Linked DNA regions of Homo sapiens: all the other regions are linked to region 4. Evidence: chromatin contacts called from ENCODE Hi-C or POLR2A ChIA-PET data. All regions are on one chromosome and are shown on one strand. Each heading gives the region's core, a stretch centred on a gene start or an enhancer-like site at or near the end of the contact. The rest is flanking DNA. Distances are from core to core; before and after follow the strand shown.

Region 1 (2,700 bases), core at 134-2,633, 9.0 Mb before region 4:
TCCCTAATAGGCGTACATAAGCCACACAACACAATCTTTCAAAACGACACAGATGGTAGGTGCTCTCCAACCTCTCTCGAGAGATCCTCACTGCACATTCTCCTCTAAAGGGCCCACAAACACTACTGTCATTCAGAGGGATGGTGACTGTTGAGCGTGGGTGGGAAAGAAAGTGCACACGAGATACCTAACTGGATGGGGAAGGTTGTTAGAGGCAGCCCTCCGGTATCACGTAACTAGCCAAACCCGCTACAAACTTTTGAGAGATTAAGTTAACATTCCTCGGCAATTCCACCCTTGACAGCTGAATCCAGAGATGCCAGCAAGTCGTGCACGTCTACTACTCCCGCCACCTCAACTCGGGAAGAGTCTGCAGCCACATCCCGCGGTCGGCATGCACCAGGGGCTGGGGAAGAAGGGAGGGCTGGGCGAGCTCACCTTTTCCAGCTCGTCGTGGAGCTCCGCCAGGCTAGGCCGGAGCAGCTTCTCGCCCAGCTGCGCGGCTGTGTGCCGGTAGTGATCGATCCTGGGCACAGCGTCCATGGTGTTGTGGCCGAAGGTGCGCAGGTAGTAGGTGTTGGTGTGGGTATCATAATAGTAGTGCTGGTGGTGCCCACTGCCGCCGCCGCCGCCGGAGTGCAGGCTGCTGCCCTCGCTCAGCACCGTGTCCCCGCCGTTCTGGAAGCTCACGTTGGGCCCGTCGACTCCGACCCCGGCAGCATCTGACAGGCTGTCTTCAGCCGACGAGGAGGCAGCTGGGTCCACGAAGTTCACGCGGAAGCGGCCCTTGGCTTCCTCGCTGCCTTTAGCCGGCTCGCTCTCGCCGCTGGCTTCCCCGTCCGCGGGGGTCTGCTTGGCCCCCGCCCCAGCACCAGCCGCCGCCGCTGCCGCCGCCGCCGCCGCCGCCGCAGCAGCGGCCCGCCCGGCGTTCTCGGAAACCAGGTCCACCTGGAAACGGCTCTGGCTCGGGGTGGGCCCCAAGGGTCTGCCCAGCCCGTCCCCGGCCGCCGCGGGGCCCTCATCGCGGACCCCGCCGCCGTCCCGGCTCGCGGGCGCAGCATCCTCCGGCACCGAGGGCACAGCCGTGCCGGGCAGTTCCACCCTGGCTGCGGCCAGCGCAGCGGCTGACGGCGTCTCCCCGACCCCGGCCAGTCCCGGGGCGCCGGAGGAGGGCGCCGTGGGCCGCGGCTCCATAGCTGCCCGACCCCCGGCGGAACTGCAGAGCCCGGCGGACGTCTCCGGCAGCACGCCCTCCACACCCCTGGCCGGCGGTGGCCACAGCCGCAAGACCAGGTGAGAGAGTCTTTCTCCCCGCCGCCTGCGGGCCGCCGCTAGCCTGGACGGCCACAGAGGCCACCGGCAGCCGAGCGAGCGCGCGAGTGTGGCGGGCGCGGGGCGGGCCCCGCTGTTTAAAGCCTCGGCGGGGCTGCGGCGGCGGCGGCTCCGGCAGCAGCACGCGGGAGGCGGGGCCGGAGGCTCCTCCGCCCCTCAGCCCGCCCACCCGCGGTCCCGCAGCGGCGCGCGGCTGACGCTCCCTCAGCGATCCGGCCCTCCGCGGCTCCTGCGCGACCCCACGCAAAAGCGCCCCGTGCGAAGAGCGCGGCCAGCCAGTCCGCAAAGGGCCTCGGGCAGTGCGGGCAGCACGAACGGCGCGATCGGGGAGCAGGCGCGGCTACGCTCCGCCTCAGTGATGTCGCCGGGAGGATCTCCGCGCGGCTACCTCCTCTTCCGCCGCCTTCCTCCCACGCCTTCACCTCCCTCCCCCGCCGCGCTCTGCGGCGAAAAGGAGCGGGCTCCCAGGCCACCTCCCCTCTCTCCACCCAGGGGCCGCGCGTCAGTGGACCTGCAGCCCAGGCAACGGGGCTGCGGACGGCGCGCGTGCCCTGCCTCGCCTCACGCCGGTAGCTGATGCTCCCGCGGCAGCTGCCACCCCAGCGCCCCAGCCACGGCTTCAGAGGCTCTCGCACGCTGGCTTTTTTTTTTTCCCCCCGCTTTGGTGAACTCGCAGTACTTGGGCTGAGCCCGAAATCTCGCGAGATGCTGCAGGCGTCAGTGCGGCTTCCCACTAGGCGCGTGGTACCCGAGGCCGGGCCGGAGCCGCAGGCCAGCCGCGATTCCTTCGGGCGATGCTGGGGGCTTTCCGGTCGGGGCCGCAGCCGCTTCCGGAGCCGCGGGCGAGGTGCGTTCCCCAGCCTGGTTTGCTCTGGGCTCTGACCCGCCGCCGCGAATCTCCGCTCGTAACTCCGGGCCTGAACCTGGAGGAGGGAGGATTTCCTCTGTGCAGCTTTCGAGCGGTAGACTCACCCTGCCAGGCAGACCTAGATTGGCATAACCAGAGATCAGTTCCAGTTGTGATGCAGTGGGTGTCTACACACTTCTGATGACACCTTTATTTTAAAAGCTGATGTTCCAAGGTGAGAAGGGAGCTTCTTTGAGACGTCATGTTGTTTCAAGACGAGTTTTAATTTAAGGCATTTCCAAAAGTGATATGCAGCTCATCTCTCAGAATACAATGCCGGCAATAACTACCCGTGGAGTCCTTACCAGGAGGTTTCTGCGTGATTTGGGTTGTGCAGAATTCCTCTGCTTATATAGAAACAGAAAGGTACTCCTCTGCAGGTCTAGTTTCTCTTCGGTAAAATGTAAGGGAATATAACTGTGTTCCCACTTTCTTAGCAGCAGAAATTTTTAAACCTATAG
Region 2 (2,700 bases), core at 101-2,600, 5.6 Mb after region 4:
AGACAGCTATGTATTAAACCTAAATGTGATAAAGGCCTCTGATATTCACCAAAAACGACTCCTCTTACTTGTTCTGGAATTTTGAGTTGGTATAATGACTGAACATATTTAACTTGGTCCCTACTTGTTTAGTTAACAAAATGTTTATTTTCTTCAATGATGAGATATGTTCAAATATTATGAATTCTCAACATGAAACTCCATTGTCTTTGCTTTCAAAACTGTACAGAATTCGTATTTCACTATTTCAGAGGGATTTGTTATATATTGCTGAGGCTTTCTCTTTTTTTAATGTGAATTTAGAATCTCTCTGTCTAGAACATTCCCCGTTTTGGACTATAAGATTCCAGAGTAAGAGGTCCCCTAACTAAGCCAGCAGGTCCGAATGAGCCCTCAACAGACTGCACAGGTCACCGCAGGTCAGTTGCTGGTTCTGCATTATATGACCCAAGACAAGTGGCTATCTAACCTCAAGAGGTGTGGAAGATGCTTCGTGTGCCAAACAAGTTTAATTTAAGTGGGTAGCGTGATGCTTCAGGGTCCAAACGTATTGCTGGTGCATTTATTTATATGTTTGATTTCTTTCTGCTCTTCTACATCTGTAGCTTAAACGTGCCACAATTAGGTGACACCCCCTTAAAAAGGGTTAGGGCTAACCAATATCTGAAACACGGTGGCTTAACCGCCCAAGGCTGCTGAAAGACGCGGGGGAAAAACACTTTCAGCTAGGGAGCAAAGTGCCCATAACCCCATTGATCCGCAGAGCACCTCGCATTCCACCGCAGGGCCAACAGCCGCGTTCCAGACCCGGGTGCCGCCGCTGAGGCCCGCCCCGGACGGTGGCCCGGGTCTTCCCTCCCTCTTCGGAGGCACCCCCATCACTCGGTGGGCCGCCGTTTGGGGGGCGCTGGGGTGAGGGGGGTATCCTGACTGCCAGCATGGTCCCTGTCCGGAACCTCACCTCTCTGGTCCCCGTATCGGAAGCGCTCCAGCGCGATATTGACTGCGATCTTCACCTCCTCATCAATGCGAATGTCCTTCAGCCCCTTGGCCCGGCCGCCGCCCCCAGGGCCACAAGGCGAGGGGCCGCCGCCTCCGCCACCGCCAGGAGCCGGCTGCCGCGGGGAGACGCTGCTCGGCCTGGACATTGCCCTGAAGAGATGGTCTCTCCGCACGGGAGCGGCCAGGCCTGCTAGCTGACAGCCAATGACAAAGACCGTGGGAATCCGGGGCCACTACCGGGAAGCTCCGGAGACGGCCTGTGTTGGGCTGAGGTCACCAGAAAGGCCTCAGTCACCGCCACAGCAGAAGTGAAGCCTGCGCCATTGATATCACGGCCAGGCGAGGAGCGCGGGCGTAATGACGTCACCAGGGCCGGCGCCCGTGACCTCAGCGCGGCCGCCGCTGCGCGCCTAAAGGAGGCTGTCTGCGGAGCTATGGTGCGGTTCTCTTCCCGCGCCGCCCACCAAGGGTCGCTCCTCATCTTCTTATTCACTCACTTGCTACTTCGTTTAGTCCTTCATTAATTCCTGCAGTAAGCATGTATGGGCTTCTACTGTGGACCTGGCATTATGCCACGCCTTCGATGTACATTGGAGAACCAGAGAGCCAAGGTTCCTACCTTCATGGAGTTTATATTTTAGTGGGAGGAGGGTTGCCAGATTTAGCAAATAAAAATACAGAATGCTTAATAATTTGCATTTCAGATAAACGAATAATTTTTAGTGTATATATTTCCCATGCAATATTTGGAAAAATATCATAAAAAATACATATACTAAAGAATGAGCCACTGTTGTGTGTCTTGCATTCTTCCCTTTTCTGAATGGGAGATTTTAATGCAAGTATGCCACCCTTGCTCTATCACGCTACACAGGGTAGCTGAGTGGGGGCAGGTATGTAGTACATATTTACATAGTTCATGAGTTACCTGGCAATGAGGATATACATCTGGATCTAATAAAGAGGACTGTGTATCAACAACAGATCCTGGATGCAGTGACTAGATAGAATTCCAGGTGTCTGGGGAGGGTATATGTGTATTCTGTGTGTGGTAAGAAGGGGGCGGAATATTTGGTGACAAGAAGTATCTTTTCTTCCTAGGCATTATATTTCCCAACTCTCCTGCAGTTAGCTGGGGGCCACATGGCTGAGTTCCGGCCATTGGAATGTTGCTGGAACTGATGTATACCACTTCCAGGATTGGTCTATAACACCTTCCTTGAATCTTCCCTTCTCTGTCTTTCCTGGTCTTCTGGAAGTTCTTAGACAACGGTGGAACCACTAGATAGATAACAGGTTCCCGATTCCCTGAACGAGTGTGATAGAGTGTCCTCACCAACCCACATTGGAATATGACATGGGTAAGAAATAATTCTTAGTTGTGGTAAACTGCTGAGATTTGGGAAGATTTTTTTTTGTAACATTATGGTAAATTGTTGAATTCATCAAAGGTATGGCCTTTGATGAATCACACATTCCTCTGTTCACACCCTTGTATTCTTCCTTCCCACATGGACTCTGTCTTTGGCTATGTAACTTGCTTTGGCCATTGGGACATCAGCAAATACGAGATAAGCAGGGGCTTGAAAGGTGTTTGTGCATTAAGGCTTAGCCTGTTTTGCTGCTGAGAATTCTTCTTCCACAAAGTAAAGAAGCTTAGGCTAGCCCACTGACAACTATGGCCCAATCATCCACCAG
Region 3 (2,500 bases), core at 1-2,500, 6.9 Mb after region 4:
CTTCAGGTCACCTTTATGCTCCCAGATGGTATTCAGCTAGCAGCAGTCTACACTTCAGGCATCCATCTTCCACCTGAACAAAAATTAGAACTGGCTAAGAGAAACCATACACTTAAGGCTAGCAGGGTCAAGATCACGCGTGGAAACGTAAAAGCAGCAACTGTTACTTATGCAGCTCCTACACCAAAGGTATCAAATTTAAGGGCAGGAAAAGGCTGCAAAGCGTTTAATTTACGCCTTTTTTGACACCACATTCACTAGTTTCCAAAGTGAATGGGCAACACAAAGGCTGACACTGCGTGAGGTAGGCTTTATGGCATAAGGTTGCTGACTGGCTGACAGTAATGCCGATTACAGCCTAAAAACGGACAATACATTTCAGAGAAATTTTCTCACGATTTAAAATCCGACTTAATAATGAAAAGTGAAATGCGATGCGTTTTAAATGGCGACTGGTCTTGCACGAACGTGAAAACTCACCTGTAGGGTAGGTGATCACTCCCGACGAGCACCGCACGTGGAAACAGCTGTAACCAGGCACGCTGCTTTTAAGTTATTTTATACGGGGGCAGGGCAAGCATAAAGTCAGTTATACGGTAAGGCCTTTTCACTGACGAAAATAAAACCAGGCTTATCTGGAGAACTCCCTGGCATAGTCGATGATGTAAACACAAATCGACGAAGCTCCCCGTTTCCAAACGTGGGAACGCAGGCCTGAGGCCAGGCCGCTGCCCTTGTTCACGGCCCCGGACACTTCGGACACAGGCCGCCGCAGTCGACTCACCAGACTCAGGGTGGCCGCGTTCCCCCGCCCGGCGCCCCTGCGTGAGAGACCACGCGGCCACAGCCAGGCGCCATCCCAGAGGACCCAGAGCAAAAACCACAGCAAGCTCGCACCAAAAGGAAGAAAGGACAGGCTTCCGTCCCACAATGCTTTTCTACAAGTGGAAGGACCCACTGTCCGAGAGCGCGAGGGGGGAGCGGGCTGTACCATCGGCCGCTGCGCTATGGCGAGACGCCGCCGTGTGGCCGGAGGGAGAAGTGCCAGTGAGGGACCGAGGGGCGTGTCACCAAAGGGAGGAGGAGCCTGGGTTCTCAGCCCGAGTCACCTCTGCGGATGTGTGGCCAGTTCTTTCCACAGAGGAGGTATCCAGACATCCCCCCACCCGACCAGGGTCAAGAGCATATGATCAGTGCTGGCAGCGGCAGGAGCCCAAAGGACTTTAGACCACGTATTTTGGGACCCGACAGAATTCATGAGTCCAGCTGAGGAAGAGTAGAGTCATTCATTCGAAAGATATTTAGTCAGCACTTACTATGCTCCAGGCCCTGGCCTGAGTGCCTGGGAATCAGGTGTGGGTGAGCCAGGCAAGGTTTCTGTGGTACATTCTGCTTGGGTGAGTAGGCCACTGACCAAGTGAGCCCGGATGCTGAAATTCTACAATGTAAGTGCCAGGAGGGCAGCAAAAGAGGGTCATGCCATAGGGTAGCGCTGTCCGATGGAAACAGTGTGAGCCATGAGTGTAATTTTAAATTTTCCAATTGCCACATAAAATGTGAAAAGAACGCCGGGCGCGGTGGCTCATGCCTGTAATCCCAGCACTTTGGCAGGCTGAGGCAGGTGATCACCTGAAGTCAGGAGTTCAAGACCAGCCTGGCCAACATGGCAAAACCCCGTCTCTACTAAAAATACAAAAATTACTTGGGCTTGGTGGCGGGCGTCTATAATCCCAGCTACTTGGGAGGCTGAGGCAGGAGAAATGGCTTGAACCCGGGCGGGGTGGGGGTGGAGGTTGCGGTGAGCCGAGATCATGCCACTTGACTCCAGCCTGGACAAAAGGGCGAAACTCCGTCTCAAAAAAAAAAAAAAAAAAGTAAAAAGAAACAGATCAAATTAATTTTAATAATAACCCAACATATTTTAAATATTTCAACAGGCAATCAATATGAGATTATTAATAAGATATTTCTTTTATATCTACTAAGTCATAAAAATCCGGTGTATATTTTATACTTCCAGCACATTTCCGTTCAGACTAGACACATTTCAAGTGTTCAGTAGCTCATGGGGCTAGGAATAGGAAGACTGGAAGTGAACTCCGAGCAGATGTGTGAAGGCGGTTATGCAAGATCTGGAGACAGCAGGCCTTGGCCAGTGTGGCTGGAGTCGAGTAAGGAGTGTAGAGTGACAAGATGCAGCTGGAGAGCCAGGCAGGAGCAAGGCACTTAGGGTCTTGTCACACAGGGCAAGGTGTTGGGATTTTATGCTGAAATCTTAGAGTTGATTAATTATCACCACAAAAATTAAGCAGAGTTTGTTAATTGGCTTTTTTCCTGATAACCATAACTCCTTGAAGGGACAGGACAAGTGGCAGCAAGACAAGTTGTATGATAACAACTAGGTCTCCATGTTTCTCTAAGTCCTAGCAGAGATTCATCCAGAGACCAGTTTTAGCACCTTTCGTTGTTTCTTTGAAGCCTACTTCTATAAAAGAAAGAA
Region 4 (2,700 bases), core at 199-2,698:
AAAAAAGCCTACAGCACTTAGTATTCCCAGGCAGTGACAAGTTTTACTTTTAATCACAACTAAAGAGGTATCTACACAAATTGTAGCAAAAATCATTAGCATTATAAATTTATGTAGATAAAAGTATCATGTGCAATTACTGACTTATATTTTGAAATTGTTATTAAAAAAAAACCTATAGTTAAGGTAGAAAAATGCCACTATACTGACAAGTAGCCCGAAATTTGGTGCCCTCTTCTTGTCAATATGTGACCAATGAAAAGCAAGTTAAGCAACCTTAACCTGGGATTACCAGGTTATTGTAAAATATCCAAGAAATATTTTTAAAAATGAAAAGGCTTTTTTTTCTTTCCGAAGTTATTTCTCAGGGAATTAGAAAAGAAAATAAATGAAAAACACTGTTCTCAAGGCTAGTTGTTGATGGCAAACAATTGGTAATTGTTTTGAGACACCCACTTTTTAACTACAAAGATACTTGACCTTAACTTAGAATACAAAATGAAACCAATCTCCACTATTCCTAAATTTGACAATTTGAACCTATAGAATGGTATAAAAAAGCCCCCAACTCGTTACTCAACAAAGATTTTTGAACAAACGACTTTGGCAAAGCACCCTGGCCCAAGGCAGACAGACCAAAAACTTTAAAAATCCTACAAAATATTCTAACTTGAGTTCAGGCTCCATACAGTACCTCACTGACCGACATGGTTTTGCTTCCTTAGTTCTCAAGGGCCAGGTCTGCTGGGTTCTGGGTGGTAAGGACCCCCCTGGGGAGACAAGACCTCGCGCCTCTGCCCGTCGTTCTGGGCCAAGCTCGGCCCAGAATGACGGGCAAAGGCCGGGCCACGGGCGACGCGAGGGCCTCCCTCACTCACCGTGAAGCGCTGGTCGCCAATGCTGCCCACGGAGAAGCAGTGGTCGCCAGGGTTCACAGCCCCGGTCAGCACCTGGTGCAGGTTCATGTCGGCGCCCTAGTCCTGCAACGGACACCGCATCCAGCTCATGCCACGGGTCAGCGGCTGCTTCCCTCCCTCCTTCCCTCAGGGGCGGCGGCCGCTCTTCGGTGGCGACGGCAGAAGCAGCGACAGGCGCCTGGAGCCGGAGCCGCTCAGCTGGGGCCCGCGACTCATCCCGAGCCCCGGAGGGCGAGGCCCGGAGGGGGCGGGTCGGCGAGAGGGCGGAGCGCCGCGCTCCTTCGCGCACCTGTCACTCCCCGCGCTAGCCCAGGTGAAGCTCAGGGTCCCCTCACCGGCCACGACCCGGGGCCGACTCACCGGCCAGGAAGGCCGCGCTGTCCACACACTTCCTCTGGACCTCGGGCAGCCGCTCCTGACCCAGCCCGAGTGGCGCAAGCAGTACGCGCTCGCACTCCCCGCCTGACCTGTCCCTTCCCGGCTCCGGTGCCCGCCACCCCCACAGTCCTCCGCCACTCACTACGCGCCTCTGGATCCCTGCGGCCGAAATATCGCGAGACTTCGCTCGGGGCAGCTGCTACTGTGGTAAAGAATTCACTTTTTTACCACAGCGTGCGTATCAGCAAGTGAACATAAAAACGCCTCTTCTAGTCAGAAACTGGCCAATCCCGACCCCCGGTCCACCTAGGGCTCCGCCCACCACCGAGAATAAGCCAATCTCTTTGAGGCTTCTACAGGAGAACGCCGTGCGTTTGAGCTTGAACCTGATAAGCCTGGCAGAAGCCTGATGAACCCAGAATGAGTGAGATGTGGTAAGTTGTGCTTTAGGTTAGGGCGTCATCTAACTGTTGGGCCAGAAAATTTAAAGGGGAGAAGTGCATCCTAAAGGGAGTTGCAGTTTCCTCGGTTCTGGTAGGACTACAAGTCCCAATATGCACCGCTCCCCCGGGCGACCTGAGTGTCTCTTGAGTAAATGTGACCCTTGAAACGTCTACGTTAGCAGCTTAATGGTTTCTCCAGCCTTGCGCGTGTTTCCAAGTCCCTAAACGGGATGGTTTTTGAAAGGCTCGAACACTTGACAAGTAGGAAAGTGGTATTTTCTTAGCCTAAGTTATCTTAACACGTGATTTGAAATAGTGCTGGTAATAACAACACACCAGCCCTGCATTGAGCGTTTGTTTTGGAAAAGAACCTAGGAATTCCAGAATGATCAGAGTCACAGCTACAAACTGAGATTCAACTCTCATTGTATTTTGACACAAGTTTTGTATTATAATTGACAAACATCTGTTTATATGTCTCCCCCTGTATACCGTAAGCCTCTTTGGAATACAGAGGAACAGGACACAAGTCTGTCCTTAATGTCTAGCACCGCACCAGTCCCACCCATTCAGGGTGTTCTGTAAATGTTGCATGAATGTGTATAGAAACTCTCCAAATAGGCCAGGCACGGTGACTCACGCCTATTATTCCAGAACTTTGGGAGGCCGAGGAGGGTGAATCACGAGGTCAGGAGTTCGAGACCAGCCTGGCCAACATAGTGAAACCCCCTTCTCTACTAAAAATACAAAAATTAGCCGGGCGTGGTGGCTCCCACCTGTAATCCCAGCTACTCGGGAGGTTGAGGCAGGAGAATCACTTGAACCCGGGAGGCAGAGGTTGTAGTGAGCCAAGACCCCCGTTGCACTCCAGCCTGGGTGACAGAGTGAGATCCCGTCTCAAAACAAACAACCCTCAAAACTCTCCAATAGGCCAGGCACGATGGCTCACGCCTGTAATCCCA

What was found. A loop is a pair of places that touch in the nucleus more often than their neighbours do. ChIA-PET counts read pairs that join two places held with the same protein, here RNA polymerase II (POLR2A). Pooled maps may share reads with other maps.
Region 1: a loop to region 4 is called in a map with no recorded cell type, with 6 times the contacts of the local background. The contact joins the promoter of SLC12A2 here to the promoter of DMXL1 in region 4. A Hi-C loop is called at or near these places in 1 of 37 single-sample maps with no recorded cell type and 3 of 50 pooled maps. POLR2A ChIA-PET finds 5 or more read pairs at or near these places in 1 of 52 experiments (CD4-positive, alpha-beta memory T cell).
Region 2: a map of CD4-positive, alpha-beta T cell shows a loop between it and region 4 (14-fold over the local background). The contact joins the promoter of YTHDC2 here to the promoter of DMXL1 in region 4. A Hi-C loop is called at or near these places in 1 of 168 maps with a recorded cell type or tissue (CD4-positive, alpha-beta T cell), 1 of 37 single-sample maps with no recorded cell type and 5 of 50 pooled maps.
Region 3: a pooled map shows a loop between it and region 4 (12-fold over the local background). The contact joins the promoter of EPB41L4A-AS1 here to the promoter of DMXL1 in region 4. A Hi-C loop is called at or near these places in 3 of 50 pooled maps. POLR2A ChIA-PET finds 5 or more read pairs at or near these places in 2 of 52 experiments (Caco-2 and WTC11).

Annotation. Positions count from the first base shown.
Region 1 is chr5:128,082,449-128,085,148 of GRCh38, reverse strand. SLC12A2 (solute carrier family 12 member 2) reads right to left here and starts at 1,383. Exons shown (of 27, transcript NM_001046.3): 1 at 439-1,383. The coding sequence starts at 1,194. It overlaps SLC12A2-DT (SLC12A2 divergent transcript), which reads left to right and starts at 1,974. Exons shown (of 4, transcript NR_152813.1): 1 at 1,974-2,179. RefSeq lists an enhancer at 230-399 and a silencer at 890-1,719.
Region 2 is chr5:113,512,344-113,515,043 of GRCh38, reverse strand. YTHDC2 (YTH N6-methyladenosine RNA binding protein C2) reads right to left here and starts at 1,350. Exons shown (of 30, transcript NM_022828.5): 1 at 962-1,350. The coding sequence starts at 1,148. It overlaps LOC124901046 (a long non-coding RNA gene), which reads left to right and starts at 1,386. Exons shown (of 2, transcript XR_007058905.1): 1 at 1,386-1,613; 2 at 2,104-2,700. RefSeq lists a silencer at 865-1,094 and enhancers at 1,047-1,548, 1,545-1,594.
Region 3 is chr5:112,159,276-112,161,775 of GRCh38, reverse strand. It overlaps EPB41L4A-AS1 (EPB41L4A antisense RNA 1), which reads right to left and starts at 1,250. Exons shown (of 3, transcript NR_015370.2): 1 at 481-1,250; 2 at 1-73. SNORA13 (small nucleolar RNA, H/ACA box 13) reads right to left here and starts at 291; the gene lies at 159-291. It also overlaps a transcript of EPB41L4A not described here. RefSeq lists enhancers at 446-495, 606-655, 676-775, 551-1,283, 1,156-1,365 and 1 more.
Region 4 is chr5:119,069,835-119,072,534 of GRCh38, reverse strand. It overlaps DMXL1 (Dmx like 1), which reads right to left and starts at 1,448. Exons shown (of 44, transcript NM_001290321.3): 1 at 879-1,448. The coding sequence starts at 965. DMXL1-DT (DMXL1 divergent transcript) reads left to right here and starts at 1,645. Exons shown (of 3, transcript NR_134250.1): 1 at 1,645-1,729. RefSeq lists silencers at 1,012-1,291, 1,602-1,681.